Regions from separate parts of the Homo sapiens genome. Here region 1 is linked to region 2. A link is a loop called in an ENCODE intact Hi-C map of the cell type or tissue named here. Cell type or tissue: psoas muscle. All regions are shown on one strand. Links, peaks and the distances in the headings refer to the core of each region. The heading gives the core; the rest is flanking DNA.

Region 1 (8,284 bases), core at 1,323-6,322, 870 kb after region 2:
TTAGTGTGATCATTTGAATAATGACTGTCTGTCTCCTTTACAAACCTAAAATCTCCATAAGAACAGGAACCATGTTTGATTTTGGCCACTAAAGCCTAGCACAGGGTCTGACATAATAAATATGCAATGCATACTTGTTGGATTTTATTGACCAAAAAGTAGCTTTGGCTTATTGTGATGATTGATTTTGGGTATCAATTTGACTGAATTAGGGGATATCCAGATAGCTGGTAATACATTATTTATTCTCAATAATTGCATTAATTATTCTCAATGTTTTAGTAGGCTCTGAGCCCATCCTTCTTTTGCTAAAAACGAAGCCCAAGTGGTTTGGCATTTGATTAGAATGAGTGGGCTGCCTCAGATGTGTCTGTGAGGGTGTTTCTGGAGGAGATTTGCATGTGAGTCAGTGGACTGAGTGGGGGAAGATCTGCCCTCAATGTGGGCAGGTACCTTCCAATTGGCTGGGGATGCAGATTGAATAAAAAGGTAGAGGAAGGGCAAATTCTTGCTGTCTCTCTTTCAGAGCTGGGATGCCCTTCTTCCCCTGCCCTTGGACATCAGAACTCCAGGTTCTTCAGTTTTTGGACTCCAGGACTTGCATCAGCAGTTTCTTTACCCCCTGCTACCTCTCACCCTTTGCTTCCCGCTCTTAGGCCTTTGGACTTGGACTGAGCCCCCTACCAACTTCATTGGTTCTCCAGCTTATAGTCAGACTATTATGAGACTTCTCAGCCTCTATAATCCAGTGAACCAATTCTCCTGATAAATTCCTTCACATTTGTCTCTATATGCTATCAGTCCTGTCTCTCTGGAGTACCCTGACCAATATATTTATATAAAACGAAATTCTTATCAGATCAACAATCTTAGATTAAATGCAATGATTTTAACCTGACCTGATCATTTTACATGTGTAATTGTACTTGTATTTTTCTATTTACCTCAAAAGTGTGGTATTTCATCTGGTCCTCATTACCTTTAATCTCAAAATAATACTTTTTAAAAATTTTACTTATAAAATCCCTAAATATAAGAAAGTTTTCAGAAAAATATCCTGACAACTGCTCTATTTTCATAAAACCATAGCAAGAAACCTCTGCTGAACAATTAACATTACTCAAGCCTAGAGAGTTGTATGACTGATAATTACGGTTACTTGTCCTGCTTATACAGAAAATATCAACTAAAGTATTATGGTTAGTCTCTATGAGTTTCATTTTGAAGTATAGAGCATTTTTGAAGAGCTGTCTCCTTTCATGAAAATAAAAGGAAGTTGGGTATTTTATTTATCCTTCAATTCTGGTACCTTATTAGGGAGGTGGTATCAGTACCAAATACTGTGGACTATGCTTTAGAATGTGATAATTATTAAAAATTGAATTTTTCAATGTTATGATCAAGTAGTTCAGGGGAGGATTGAAAACCATATGTTGACCTAAGGTCCCATGGAAAATGCCACTTCTCGTATTCCAAGGGACTTAGAGTTTGAAGTTGCAATCCAACATCAGCTACACACTTCACTTTATTTTACAGAGATAAAACATCAGAGCTTCTTTTGCCATACATATCTACTGACTTCTGTATATTATCATTATTTTAAGTCCATACTTGTGAATGACTGTGCCATAGGTAAGATTATGTTTTAACATTTTTGTAGCACTTCTGGTCATAGAACTCTGCTAAAATGTGAACTGTGAAAGGATTCTTGAAAAATTGGTGACATTTGCATAGGGAACAGAAAGGAACAAAAGGCCCTTGGAGGTGGCAATGAGCATAATATATTTCAGGTTAGTAAGAAGAATGACCCACATTGTTCAGAAGAAATTTGTGGGGAGGAAGGAGAAATTGGCTGGTTATGTAGAGAAATTAGCAAAGACTTTGAAAGCCCTCAGAATTGTTCAAACTTGACCCAGTGGGAGATAGGGTGCCACTGAGGATGACTGAGCAGGTAAGAAAGTGCTCTGAAGTCATCCAGGGCCTTCTTATATAATTCATGTTACAAGATTTTGCTTTGAAAAAAGGCAGAGTTATGAATCTGATAAACACCATTGGGAAAGCAATGCTTATTAAAAGAGATATTTGTATTCAAAGTTAGCACATAATAGACATTACATATGAGCTTCCAACCCTCCTCACTAAGGCTTTGAGACTTTGTGTTAGTCAGATTTGTTCTCGCACATGGTCATTTTTTCAAAAGTGGAACAGCTCTAACATAATACTTGGCATTTTTCCATCTCACAAAAGCTCTTGGTAAGACAGAATATCCAGACATGAATGTCATTATCAAATTCCTGGAGGCAATATTGCTAAGAAAGATGTACTTTGTACAACTTTTAACTTTAAACCAACAAATGACTGACAATTCTGTATCCAACACATTTTAATAAAAAAGTTGAATACTTGATGAAATACATGCATAATTCACAGTTAGATATCCAACTGTGGTTAAAGTGTTTTGGGGAATCATTAAGGCAAATCCAATTTTCAATTGTAAATGACCACCTACCAAAGCCTCTGTCCCAAATCTAGCATGTAGAATCTTCACCCTCGACAGAAGTGAAGAAACAATCCTGAAAAAATAGTGTGATGTGAAAATCTCAGACATTTTTGGGAACTGATATCCATCCAGACTGAAGCTTTAAAGCTCTTCAACTGTATTCCCAGCTTGCCTAGAAATGAGAGTGCAGCCTTGGACTCACTGGTGTTTCCTAGGCAGATAGTAACCTGACTGAGACTTATAGGTCCAGGAGTGGACAGGCAAAGGCTCTTTAAGGACTAACATGATTGCCACGGGGGTGGGGGTGGGGGTGGGGGGGTCAGTAAACAAAGGTAAGAAATCTCAACTTAGAATCCCACCCAACTGTTCTCTTCTCTGTCCATCTCAACTACTTAAAGTTATTGTTAATTTTTTTTCCTATAATATCCAAAGAATAAGAAGTCCTCCTGCGCTCAGGATTATCTACTCACTATAGACATTCACACACAGTTTGGGGGAAGATGGCTTGTTAAGATAGCTTTTCTAGGGAAGTGAGAGTCAGAGGAATCTGTAGTTTTTAAGCCCACTTTTCAGCGTCCCCTCCCCTCATGAGACTCAGCAACAAGGCCTGGTTCTAATATTGCCAACATTTGTGGGTCCTAACTTCTCTCTCTGAAGTCCTGAGGGTGTCTGACTTCTGCTTCCCTGCTTTCAGATTGGTTGCACTTGCTGAGGATCATAGTCCTTAGACTATAGGATGACTTAGACTATGGGATGGCACCTTTTTGGATACCAGCTTAATCCTCCAATTCTAGAAATGCTACTTTTCCAATTTTCCAACAATGAGACTGATAAAGTTAGCCACTGCTATGTGTCAAATGGCTTAGTGGCATCACCATTAAAATAAAGCTGCACCATAAACTATGCTAATGCTTTGGCTCATACCCAGTGGCATATGTCTACTCTCAAATTACCTATCTAATCCACAAACACTAATTGACCATCTACTATATGCCATTAAGGCAGGTAAATTCATGTTACACCATAGGCCTAGTGCTTAGGGCTTGAACTCTTCAAAGGCCATTGACAATTTAAGAACTGAAAGAAAATACCATCGGTTCCAAATTATGAAAAGAAAATAAGCCTAAAAGGTAAAAGTAATCAGTGTCTAAGTGTCTACAACTTTTAATGTTGTTTCAACTTCATGAATTGTTAAATTTCATGTCCATTACCATTTTATGACCAATGAAAAAATGTAATTTGGATTATTTTCCTTTGCAAGAATTTCTAAGAGTGCATTATGAAGCTAAGACTATGGAGAAGTCAGAACCAATAATAAAATATTTGGCTCATGGCCAAGTTTCAAAAACCAAAATTACAAATATCTTTAAAATGTTATGGTAAAAATAATCTTTTAATGAGCCATAATCTGGCTACTAAAATTTAATATGCTTCAAATGATATGGAGTGGGACCGCTACAAAATATCTAAGCCCTGCAATGCCCCTAAGGCAGTTCTGTGTGCCATGCTTAGTGCTACAGAACACAAAAGAGAAAAAAACTGTGCCTGCTTTTGAGGAACTTATAGTCAAATGAGAGTCACGAGTACAGAAGCAAACACGTAAGATATAATGGGGCAAGTCTGAAGATGCATAATCTGTCCACCCAAAAATAAATACTGTTAAACCATAATTTTGTAAGAGGTATGACTTACTTAGTTTGCCCATTGTTTTAGTCAGAGAAACAAAGTCAGTATTGTATACACATATGCACACACACACACACACACACACACACACACACATACGAGAGAGAGAGAGAGAGAGAGAGAGAGAGAGGAAAGAGATTTATCATGAGGAACTGTCTCATACAATTCTGGAGGCTGAGAAGTCTCACACTCTGCTGTCAGCAAGCTGCAGACTCACCAAACCTGGTGGTGTCATTCAGTCTGACTAAGAAGGCCTGAGAACCTGAGGTGCTGATGTCCAAGGGCAGGAGGAGAAGACATGAGATGAGATGAGATGTCTTATCTCACGCAGTGATGTAGAAGAAAAAAACCCAAATTCCTCTTTCCTCCACCTTTTGTTCTATTCAGACCCTCAAAGGATTCGGTGATGCTCACCACAGTGAGGAGAGCAATCTCCTTTACCGAGTCCATTGATTCAAATGCCAATCTCATTTGGAAATATCCTCACAGACATATCCCAAAGCCATGTTTAATCTGGGTATTCTGTGGTCCAGTTAAATGGACACAGAAAACTATCCATCACACCCATGCTGATCTCCAGGATTTCTGGAGTCTCTTTGAGGTTATCTCTTACATGATTACTTTCCATGGAATCTCCTAAAGACCAAAAGAGGATTTATTGAGAATGGTGGATTCATAGTTCAACGTGAAATAATGCATACCTTAACTTGAACATAAAACCATATTACCTAAAAAAGTAGATTCTGATATACATTTCCTTTCTCCCTAAGGAACTAATTTTGACTAAGTTTTTTTTTTTTTTTTTTTGCTAACAGAGCTTAGGAGATAGACACACCTTACCTGTATGCATACTGGGGTCCTCTTTTCTCAAGTTTTATTCATTTTTTTATGTCCTATATCATTCTTGCCCCACAATGTTCTGTCAGGAAAATTTCCCTTCTTTATGTCAGGGTCCCTATTTCTATCTAAATATTATTCTAATTCCCTGTCATATTACCCAAGGTTTCCTTCAGTAATAATAAAGTCACAAACCATCTCTTAGTGAACCCTTACCATATGTGGGCCCTGTGCCACACACATCTATTTCATGCAGTTCTGATATCTTCTCAAGGTGATTATTAATATTTCCGTTTTACAGATAAAACAAAAATAGTCTCAAAAAATTGCTAATGGCCACATAGTATATCTTGACCAAGATTCAGACCAAGGATTTTCTGGTGTTATATCCCACCATATTTTTCCTAAAAGATACCCCTTCCTAAATATGTATCACTTACTTCTTATGAAATTGGCCTTCAGTATATTCTATAGGGCGCTGGTGCCATGCAGGACTCTCCAATCATTCATGCTCTACTCAGTGTGTCTGTCTGCTGCATTTTGGCTATGATCAGGGTTCTTTCTGTTTGTGAATTTCTCTGTTAAGCTTTTAACATAGAGAGAGTTAAATAGATCTCCTCTTGGCAAGAATAGTCATTTACTTGCTGGAGTCTCAGCTGGAGACAAATTTTCTCTGACTACACAGTATAAGGGCACTTTCTGTTTAATGCCATAACAGCAGCTCATAAGTCCTATTGTCCCATTATTTCCTTTTCAATACTAAATATATTACTGTTTAATGGAAACGAGCCAATAATACTATGAGCACAAAAGGAAGGGGCAGCAATCCATGTGGTTTCTTTGTTGTGGGGTCCTTACTACCATTTACAGATTATTCTAATTGCTTGCTAATATAATTGCTCAGAGTTTGCTTTCATTTAACAAGTCTTTATCAATTGATTTCTACAGCAGTCTGTTCCCTTTAATGTGCTCTGTAAAATGCCTGCTGCTATTTACTTAGTATTAAGGAGGGAATAGCTTGTTTCTAATCTTCATGCTCTGTCCTATGTCTGTTTTTCCTCTTTCTGTGTAAACAGCAATCTGTTTGCTGTTTACTGCAGCAGTGAAAAGTTATAATTTGTTCCCTTTAGTGGGAAGAGACACTTGCTGATTGGGATCATGATTAAATATAAATCTCTTATATGACAGAAATGTATACAATGTGTTTAGTGATTAAACATTTCTCAGAGGGTGGTCTGGTTTTTCCATCTTGTATTTAAAATCACATGCATTATACAAAGTTGAATATTAAGAAAGAAATTAGTAAATTACTTCTTAACTAATAGGTCAGAAAAGGAAAAGCAATTGGCTAATTTCAATAAAATGAGAAAAAATCTGGAAAAAGTATATACTCTTATTTAAAAAAGTTTTTTTAGAACTCACATGAAATTTAACATGTTGTTTCTATAACAATATTCATCTCAAATCAATAGCTGACTTAATTCTTAAGAGTATCCAATTAAAATCAGATGGAAAACAAAATACTTGTTATTATCACTGCTATCTAATTGTCCTAAGAACACTAATCCTTAAAGCCATAAGATACAAAACCAAAAGAAGAGGTATAATTTTTAGAAAGGAAAATACAAGATTATTATTATTTTCAGATGGTATAATTACTTACAAATATATACAGAAAAAAATGACCAAAAACTGTAAGAATAAGAAACTAAAATAAGATGTACCAATGCCAGATGAATACACAGTTGCCCTTCTGTCCCATCCTATAAGTTATCTACCCAGACAAGCCTTTTTACTGTTACTGTTACATCTTTATGAAAATTGAGCTCTCAGGGGTCTCCTCACCCACCAGTGGTGCTCCTGCTAGTGGTGAACATGTGAAAATGGATCATGTCCTGAGTGTCACTCCACAGAGTGAGCTCATATTCTGAAGTCCCTTCATCAAAGTTGTCGTCCTCATCCTAAAACTTGGAATTTTGGCAGATTGAAGTGAAGATCCTGTTACCACGTTGATGTAGAATGGTGGGTTGATGCATCTGCAAAGTTACAGCCTTTCACTTTGTATTCTAATGAGAAAAGTAGACACGTTTATGGTCCGGTTTTGCATTTGCTCCCACTGACCTTCTGATAATGAACAAATGGAAGCAATATGTCAGGAGGCAAAAGCAGAAGACATAGATCTCAAACTTAGGTGTGTTTGATTTGCCAGCAGAAAATGACTAACCACATGATGTAGAAATATATAAAATACATCCACACCTGGGTCAAAGACAGATACACCAAAAGTATCTAAACATCTGAGATCTTCAACTTTGGAGGATGCAGAAGTTACGAGATGGCTTAGGAGGTTGCTGAAGAAGTTCAGAGATGACTAAAGGAAAACAAACAATCAAAAGAAGATGAGTTTCAAATGAAGAAGAAAGAGCAGGGCAACAGCTTAGCTTCTGCTATAGCCATAGCTCCTTGCTCTAGGGGTTTCCTTCTCTATTGTTGGGTAATATTAAGGAAAATTACTTGTGTGTAGAGACAGCACGCAAAGGACAAAACTTTGTATTGAAGAAGCTGTCATATCTTGAGGTTTAAATGTATCTTAATTATGTTTAAAAGGAATTTAATGATGCTGACATCTCATAGGACTTGCTTTTAAATTAGCCCTCTCTGTACACACATAAACACACACACATGTGTACACCAAACCTTTTAGACAGTTTAAAATGGGCAGTAAATTATTTGGGGTGGGGTTCAGAGTGGGAGGAAAATGGTCTTAATTAAATGACAAGGGGAACTATGAATACTACTACAATAAAGGTTGCAAAGGTAATTTTGACTATTTGTGAGACTTGGCACGTACCAAGTCATTCTCCCTTGCCCATCGTTGCTTGCCTTTGGGGAGCTGGAGCCCAGAACTGTGGGGGTTGTAATCACCTCTGCTGACTAGTCCACCACATTGCTCATGGACTTCAGAGCTTTCTTTCCCTTGTCTTCAGTGCTGTTCAACCCATCAATTTCATGAGATTGATGAACAGACTCAGAAGCCCCCAAAAAATTCCACTCTGGCAACATGAGATGTGCTAACCATGAATGAAAGGCATATAGTGACTGATTTACCCAGCACAATGAAATCAGTCAATGCTTTGTTCTCTTAAAGAGGATCAAACTAATTACTGTGTGTTCACTTAGTAAAATTGAATAGTGATTCAGAAATGTGTAATGCATATTGAGTGTATTTAATATATTTTACCTCATGTTTTCTTATTGTCA
Region 2 (8,284 bases), core at 2,010-7,009:
GCTTGGGTATCTGCCCACCTCTGGACTAATCACTATGGCCCACATATGGTTTAGTGATTGGGTGAAGACTTGTTAGGCAAACCCAGAAAGCAATTTATTTAATATTTAGACTTTGGTGAACTTTGACCTTCATGAATACAGCCATAAATCTGACAGTATTAAAAGGTCTCTAAGAAAGGATGAAAACAGTATTCACAGAAGAGATAGGAATCTCTCTCTCAAGTATTATTCATTTAATAAGATAGGCAATTTGGTTTTCCCTGGCAAGTTGCCTAGGTTTTAGAAAAAAACATATTAGGAGAAGGGAGGGGTTACTGCTAAAGCTGATATATTGAAAGTGATACTCGTAGCAAGGGAGGAGGGAGAGAAATCGTCTTTTAAAATCTCAGCAAACTGGGCTGTTTGGTATAGAGGTAAACAGTCTTTAAGGGCCCCCGTAGCAAAAAATGATTATAAAAAGCAACTTTCAAAAGTTGGGGTAAAGTTTGGGGAGGGTTGTGGGAAGAGGGATAGAAAAGTTTTGAAATCAGATATAACTAGATACATATTTTGGCTAAATATATCTTATTTTGGACAAGTTAATCTTTCTAAGCCTTAGTGTCTTTATTTGTAGAATGGAGATAACAATGCCTAGTTCATAGGTTCAAGTAAGTTAAGTATTATATATCAGACACATAGTAGGTGAACAATAAATGTGACTTCTTCTCATCCTTTCCATTATTTACCATGAGAAATAACAATCGTAATGATGATCTTGAGTTTGCAAGCAAGACTATATTATATCCAGTGTACCATGTATTGGGAATGTAGAAAAATTTTGATGAGATTTATGTTAAAAGATGGCTAAAATAAAATGCTTATTTTCTAAAATGGTAAACTTTATCTAGAACATTTGCTTTCACAAAGAAGACATTACTACTCTATCACTATAGTATAGATGAATCCAAGATTGTCAGCTTTGCAGTTCCAACATATAACTCTCATCTCTAACTTATTAGTAGGCAAGTTGTTTTGTCACCATTCCATGATTCCCTGAGTTTTAAATTTTTTCCAGCTGCTGTGAAGCTGACGTGGGCCACATACTGAACAGTGGGATAAATTCTCTCTGCTTTGTAGGAGCTGTGAAACTTCTGGCTGACTCGAGATATGAATGTAGAGGAGGACTGCTCTGTTCTGGCCATTGCTATCAGGGCGGCTTCCAGGAAGACTGGTGGGAGGTTCCTAGTGTGCCCCAGGGGATCCTCTTTGAGACCTGGGCCTGAGGTCCTAGAGAAGTTCTCAAATCTTATGCATTTCTGGACACAACCTTGCTTGGGTTGATCTGGTGAGGAGGCCGTGTCTGATCAGATCCTTGTTTCTAGAACTCTCCCCTCCCTTGCTTCTGTGTCACTATTGCTGCCCTTGTTTCCCTGCAAGCCCTCTGGTCTTCCCTCTCACTCCATTCCCCCTTTCCTACATTCTACGTATTTTTCCTGGTTCTCTCTTTTCTCATTTACTGATACTGTCAACTACTAATATGTGTGACCATTCACAGCTCTGTATTTCTACACTTCAACTCCTCTCCTGCCTGCAGTTTTCACCTATGCATCTGCCTGTGGCATGTTTCTAACTGCATGTTTCCCAAGCTCCTCTAACACAGCATCTTTTTCATTTTTCCCTCCTCCCACCCAAACCTGTTCTTCTTTCTGTATTTCCTCTTTTTACCAGAGAAAGTACCTCTACTTACCAGTCATGTAATCCTGAACCTGAGAATCATCCCTATCTCTCACTATTTCCACTCGATATTACTACTAATTCAATATTACTACGAATCCAATATTACTAATAACTCAGTTGCTATTTCTGTTAGTCTTACTAAGCCAGAATTCTTAATAATAGTGCCAGAAGTCACTGACTGCAGGGTCCTGTTCTTAATTTCTCTAAACTGCCTGTCAGTCCTCAGGTCCTGCTGATTCTACCTGGTTATTATGTTTTAGATCTTCCTCCTTAATTGTTTTCCTGTCATTTCTATCCCACACTTACTGCTTTAATTCTGTCTTCTAAATGGTCTCTCTACTCCGGTCTTGCCCTCTTTCAATCCTCCCCACACTGCAGCATGATCCAAACACCTCTGAGATTGACCACAGACTGAGTAGCCTTCTGTGTTAGGCTACTCCTTTGCACAACCACAAAGCAAATGTCTTGGGTAATGCTTCACTCATCTTCTCGTTTATCTTAGAACCTGAATGTGATAAAAAGTTAATTCATTTTAAGCTACTGAAACAATAGTTCATCGGTGTTCTCTCAGTGCTTCACCTCAGTATATTTAATATTCACAGAGGGTTCATTCCAGCTTTCCTCAGCACCTTGCTGAGTTCCTCCTAGCTACACTCTCATTGACAGAGGTGAGTGCTGTGGGGCAAGGGAATTAGATGAAAAATGGTCTTCTAATCTCTGTCGACATAGGGATTGAGATGCTGCATTAACATGGGATGTAGGACTCAGCGGAGAGTCGTGGGAGAGCTTTGGAGAAGCTAGTGCTAAGTACAAATAGACTGATTTTCAAGTAGAGACTAATGCTATACACTAGAATTCTCCCTGTGGAGCTCTTGTGGTTAATTAAGAACAAGTGAAGGGTCGTAAGATCCTCTGCATCCAACAATAATCTATGCTGGTTGGCAAATTGAGTCAAACAGCAGGCTCTGTTCTTTGAAAAAAAAATTAGATAAATAAGAGAGTGTGTTAGTTATTAACTTGCTACAATGTGGAATGACTTTTAGTGAGATATAAAAATCCACTAAGTGTTACAAATTATTTATGGAACACATTGAATTTTTTCCCTCTTTTTTAAAAAAATAATTTTAAGTTCTGGGGTACATGTTCAGGATGTGCAGTTTTGTTATATAGGTAAATGTGTGCCATGGTGATTTGCTGCACCTGTCAACCCATCACCCAGGTATTAAGCCCAGTATGCATTAGCTATTTTTCCTGATGCTCTCCCTCCTGCTGACTCTCCAACAGGTCCCAGTGTGTGTTCTTCCCCTTCCTGTGTCTATATGTTCATTGTTCAGCTACCATTTATAAGTGAGAACATGCGGTATTTGGTTTTCTGTTCCTGCATTAGTTTGCTGAGAATAATGATTTCCAGTTCCATCCATGACCCTGCAAAGGACATGATCTTGTTCCTTTTTATGGCTGCATAGTATTCCATGGTATATATGTACCACATTTTCTTTATCCAGTCTATCATTGATGGGCATTTGGGTGGATTCCACATCTTTGCTACTGTGAATTGTGTTGCAGTGAATGTACGTGTGCATGTATCTTTATAACAGAATTATTTATATTCCTTTGGGTATATACCTGTAACGGAATTATGGGACCAAAAGGTATTTCTGGTTCTAGGTATTTGGGGAATCATCACACTCGGTTTCACAATGATTGAACTAATTTACATTCCCACCAGTGTGAAAGCATTCCTGTCTCTCTGCAGCTTCACCAGCATCTGCTGTTTCTTGACTTTTTAATAATTGCCATGATGACTCGCATGACATGAGATGGTATCTCATTGTGGGTTTGATGTGCATTTCTCAAATGATCAGTATGTTGTTTTTTTCATATGTTTCTTGGCCGCATAAATGTCTTTTAAGAAATGTCTGTTCATGTCCTTTGCCCAGTTTTTAATGTTTTTTTTTTTCTTGTAAATTTGTTTAAGGTGCTTGTAGATTCTGGATATTAGACCTTTGTCAGATTTTCTCCCACTCTATAAGTTGTCTGTTCACTCCAATGATAGTTTCTTTTGCTGTGCAGAAGCTCTTAGTTTTTTATTTTTTTATTTTTTATTATACTTTAAGTTTTAGGGTACATGTGCACAACATGCAGGTTTGTTACATATGTATACATGTGCCATGTTGGTGTGCTGCACCCATTAACTCGTCATTTACATTAGGTATATTTCCTAATGCTATCCCTCCCCCCTCCCCCCACCCCACAACAGGCCCCGGTGTGTGATGTTCCCCTTCCTGTGTCCAAGTGTTCTCATTGTTCAATTCCCTCCTATGAGTGAGAACATGCAGTGTTTGGCTTTTTGTCCTTGCGATAGTTTGCTGAGAATGTTGGTTTCCAGCTTCATCCATGTCCCTACAAAGGACGTGAACTCATCCTTTTTTATGGCTGCATAGCATTCCATGGTGTATATGTGCCACATTTTCTTAATCCAGTCTATCATTGTTGGACATTTGGGTTGGTTCCAAGTCTTTGCTATAGTGAATAGTGCTGCAATAAACATACGTGTGCATGTGTCTTTATAGCAGCATGATTTATAATCCTTTGGGTATATACCCAGTAATGGATGGCTGGGTCAAATGGTATTTCTAGTTCTAGATCCCTGAGGAATCGCCACACTGTCTTCCACAATGGTTGAACTAGTTTACAGTCCCACCAACAGTGTAAAAGTGTTCCTATTTCTCCACATCCTCTCCAGCACCTGTTGTTTCCTGACTTTTTAATGATCGCCATTCTAACTGGTGTGAGATGGTATCTCATTGTGGTTTTGATTTGCATTTCTCTGATGGCCAATGATGATTAGCATTTTTTCATGTGTCTTTTGGAGAAGCTCTTAGTTTAATTAGATTCCATTTGCAAATTTTTGCTTTTATTGCAATTGCTTTTGAAATTTTCATCATGAAATCTTTGCCCATGTTTATGTCCTGAATGGTATTGCCTAGATTTTCTTCCAGGCTTTTTATAGTTTTGGGTTTTACTGTAAGTCTTTAATCCATCTTGAGTTAATTTTTGTGTAAGGAACTGGTCTAGTTGCATTTTTCTGCATATAGCTAGCCAGTTCTCCCTGCCACCATTTATTAAATGGGGAATACTTTCCCCATCGCTTGTTTTTGTCAGATTTGTTGAAGATCAGATGGTTGTAGATATGCAGTCTTCTGAGTTCTCTATTCTGTTCCATTGGTACATGTGTCTGTTTTTGTACCAGTACTATGCTGTTTTGGTTACTGTAGCCTTGTAGTATAGTTTGAAGTCAGGTAGCATGATGCCTAGAGCTTTGTTATTTTTGCTTAGTATTGTCTTGGCTATACAAGCTTTTTTTTTGGTTCCAGATAAATTTTTAAATAGTTTTCTCTAAATCTGTAAAAAATGTCAGTGGTAGTTTAATGGGGATAGTATTGAATCTATAAATTACTTTGGGCAGTATGGCCATTTTCACGATATTGATTATTGATTCTTCCTGTCCATGACCATGGCATGCTTTTTCATTTGTGTCCTCTTTGATTTCCTTGAGCAGTGGTTTGTAGTTCTCCTTGAAGAGGTCCTTCAAGTCCCTTGTTAGCTATATTCCTAGGTATTTTATTCTCTTTGTAGCAATTGTGAAGGGGAGTTCGTTCATGATTTGGCTCTCTGCTTGTCTGTTGTTGATGTATAGAAATGCTTGTGATCCTTTGCACATTGATTTATTTTGTATCCTGAGACTCTGCTGAAGTTGCTTATCAGCTTAAGAAGCTTTTGGGCTGGAACAATGGGGTTTTTAAATATAGGATCATGTCATCTGCAAACAGAGATAGTTTGACTTTCTCTCTTCCTATTTGAATATCCTTTATTTCTTTCTCTTACCTGATTGCCCTGGCCAGAACTTCCAATACTATGTTGAACAAGAGTGGTGGGAGAGGGCATCCTTGTCTTGTGCTGGTTTTCAAGGGGAATGCTTCAGCTTTTGCCCATTCAGTATGATATTGGCCGTGGGTCTGTCATTAATGGCTCTTACTATTTTGAGGTATGTTCCTTAAATACTTAGTTTATTGATAGTTTTTTAACATGAAGGGATGTTGAATTTTATCGAAGGCCTTTTCTGCATCTATTGAGATAATCATGTGGTTTTTGTCTTTAGTTATATTTATGTGATGAATTACATTTATTGATTTGCATATGTTGAATCAACCTTGCATCCTAGGGATGAAGCCGACTTGATCGTGGTGGATAAGTTTTTGATTTGCTGCTGGATTCAGTTTGCTAGTATTTTATTGAAGATTTTTGCATTGATGTTGATCAGGGATATTGCCCTGAAGTTTTCTTGTTTTATCTCTGCCAGGTTTTGGTATCAGGATGATGTTCACTTCAAAAAATAAGTTAGAGAGGAGTCCATCCTTTTTAATTGTTTGGAATAGTTTCAGTAGGAATGGTTCCATCTAGTTGTACCTTTGGTAGAATTCAGCTGTAAATCCATCTTGTGTTAGGCATTTTTTGGTTGGTAGGCTATTTATTACTGCCTCAATTTCAGAGCTTTTTATTTGTCTATTCAGGGACTCAACTTCTTTCTGGTTAAGCTTTGGGTGGGTGTATGTGCCCAAGAATTAATGCATTTCTTCTAGATTTTCTAGTTTATGTGCATAGTGGTGTTTATAGTATTCTCTGATGGTTGTTTGTATTTCTGTGGGGTCATTGATGATATCCCCTTTATAACTTTTTATTGTGTCTATTTGATTCTTCTCTCTTTTCTTCATTAGTCTAGCTAGTGGTGTATCTATTTTTTAAATTTTTTCAAAAAAATAGTTCCTGGATTTATTAATTTTTTTGAAGGGATTTTCAGGTCTGTATCTACTTCATTTCAGCTCTGATCTTGGTTATTTCTTGTCTTCTGCTAGCTTTGGGATGTTTGCTCTTGGTCCTCTAGTTCTTTCAGTTGTGATGTTAGAATGTCAATTTGAGATCTTTCTAGCTTTTTTTGTGGGCATTTATTGCTATCAATTTCCCTCTTAACACTGCTTTATCTGCGTTCCAGAGATTTTGGTACATTGTCTCTTTGTTCTTATTTGTTTCAAATAACTTCTTCATTTCTGCATTAATTTCATTATTTACCCAAAAGTCATTCAGGAGCAGGTTGTTCAATTTCCATGTAGTTGTGTGGTTTTGAGTGAGTTTCTTAGCCTTGAGTTCTAATTTAATTGCACTGTGTCTGAGAGACTGTTATGATTTCAGTTCTTTTGCATTTGCTGAGGAGTATTTTACTTCCAATTATGTGATCTTATGTGATTGATTTTGGATAAGTGACTGCCATGTGACACTGAGAAGACTATATATTCTGTTGTTTTTGGGTGGAAAGTTCTGTAGATATTTATCAGGTCCACTTGATCCAGAGAAGAGTTCAAGTCTTGAATATCTTTGTTAATTTTCTGTCTCTAAAGATCTGTCTAATACTGACAGTGAGGTATTAAAGTCTCCCATTGTTATTGTGTGGGGTCTAAGTCTCTTTGTATGTCTCTAAGAACTAGCTTTATGAAGCTGGGTGCTCCTGTATTGGGTTAATATATATTTAGAATAGTTAGCTCTTCTTCTTGAACCCTTTACCATTATGTAATGCCCTTCTTTGTCTTTTTTGATCTTTGTTGATTTAAAGTCTATTTTGTCAGAATCTAGGATTACAAGCCCTGGTTTTTTCTGTTTTCCATTTGCTTGGTAAATTTTCCTCCATCCCTTTATTTTGAGCCTATGTGTGTCTTTGCATGTGAGATGGGTCTCTTGAATACATCACACTGATGGGTCTTGACTCTATCCAGCTTGACATTCTGTGTCTTTTAATTGGGGCATTTAGCCCATTTACATTTAAGGTTAGTATTGTTATGTGTGAATTTGATCCTGTAATCATGATGCTAGCTGGTTATTTTGCAGACTTGTTTATGTGGTTGCTTCAGAGTGTCACTGGTCCGTGCACTTTAGTGTGTTTTTGTAGTGGCTGGTAGCAGTTTTTCCTTTCCATATTTAGTGCTTCCTTCAAAAGCTCTTGCAAGGCAGGCCTGGTGGTGATGAATTCTCTCAGCATTTGCTTGTCTGAAAAGGATTTTATTTCTCCTTCACTTATGAAGTTTAGCTTGGCTGGATATGAAAATCTGGGTTAGAAATTCTTTCATGTAAGAATGTTGAATATTGACCCCTCCAATCTCTTCTGGCTTGTAAGGTTTCCACTGAGAGGTCCACTGTTAGTCTGATGGGCTTCCCTTTGTAGGTGACCTGGCCTTTCTCTCTGGCGCCCTTAAGATTTTTTCTTTATTTTGACTTTTCAGAATATGATAATTATGTGTGTTGGGGATAATCTTCTCATGGAGTATCTCACTGGGGTTCTCTGGATTTCCTGAATTTGAACATTTGCCCTCTTGCTAGGTTGGGGATATTCTTCTGGATGATATCTCAAAGTATGTTTTCTAACTTGGTTTTCTAACTTGGTTCTCGTCTCTTTCAGGTACCCCAATCAGTCGTAGGTTTGGTCTCTTTACATAATCACCTATTTCTCAGAGGTTTT

Evidence for each region. Peaks named below come from ENCODE experiments on the same cell type or tissue, not always from the same donor. Only the 100,000 strongest peaks of a DNase experiment are listed, where the experiment ranks them.
Region 1: it touches region 2 in a loop (7-fold over the local background); 73 of 110 quality-filtered maps call a loop at or near these places.

The regions. Positions count from the first base shown.
Region 1 is chr7:113,408,784-113,417,067 of GRCh38, forward strand. No RefSeq gene overlaps it. Among named protein-coding and RNA genes, the nearest start is that of SMIM30, 290 kb to the left of the region's middle. In psoas muscle, for the core only: no CTCF peak of the experiment used is centred there; no DNase peak of the experiment used is centred there.
Region 2 is chr7:112,537,854-112,546,137 of GRCh38, forward strand. No RefSeq gene overlaps it. Among named protein-coding and RNA genes, the nearest start is that of LSMEM1, 61 kb to the left of the region's middle. RefSeq lists a silencer at 3,952-4,139. In psoas muscle, for the core only: no CTCF peak of the experiment used is centred there; no DNase peak of the experiment used is centred there.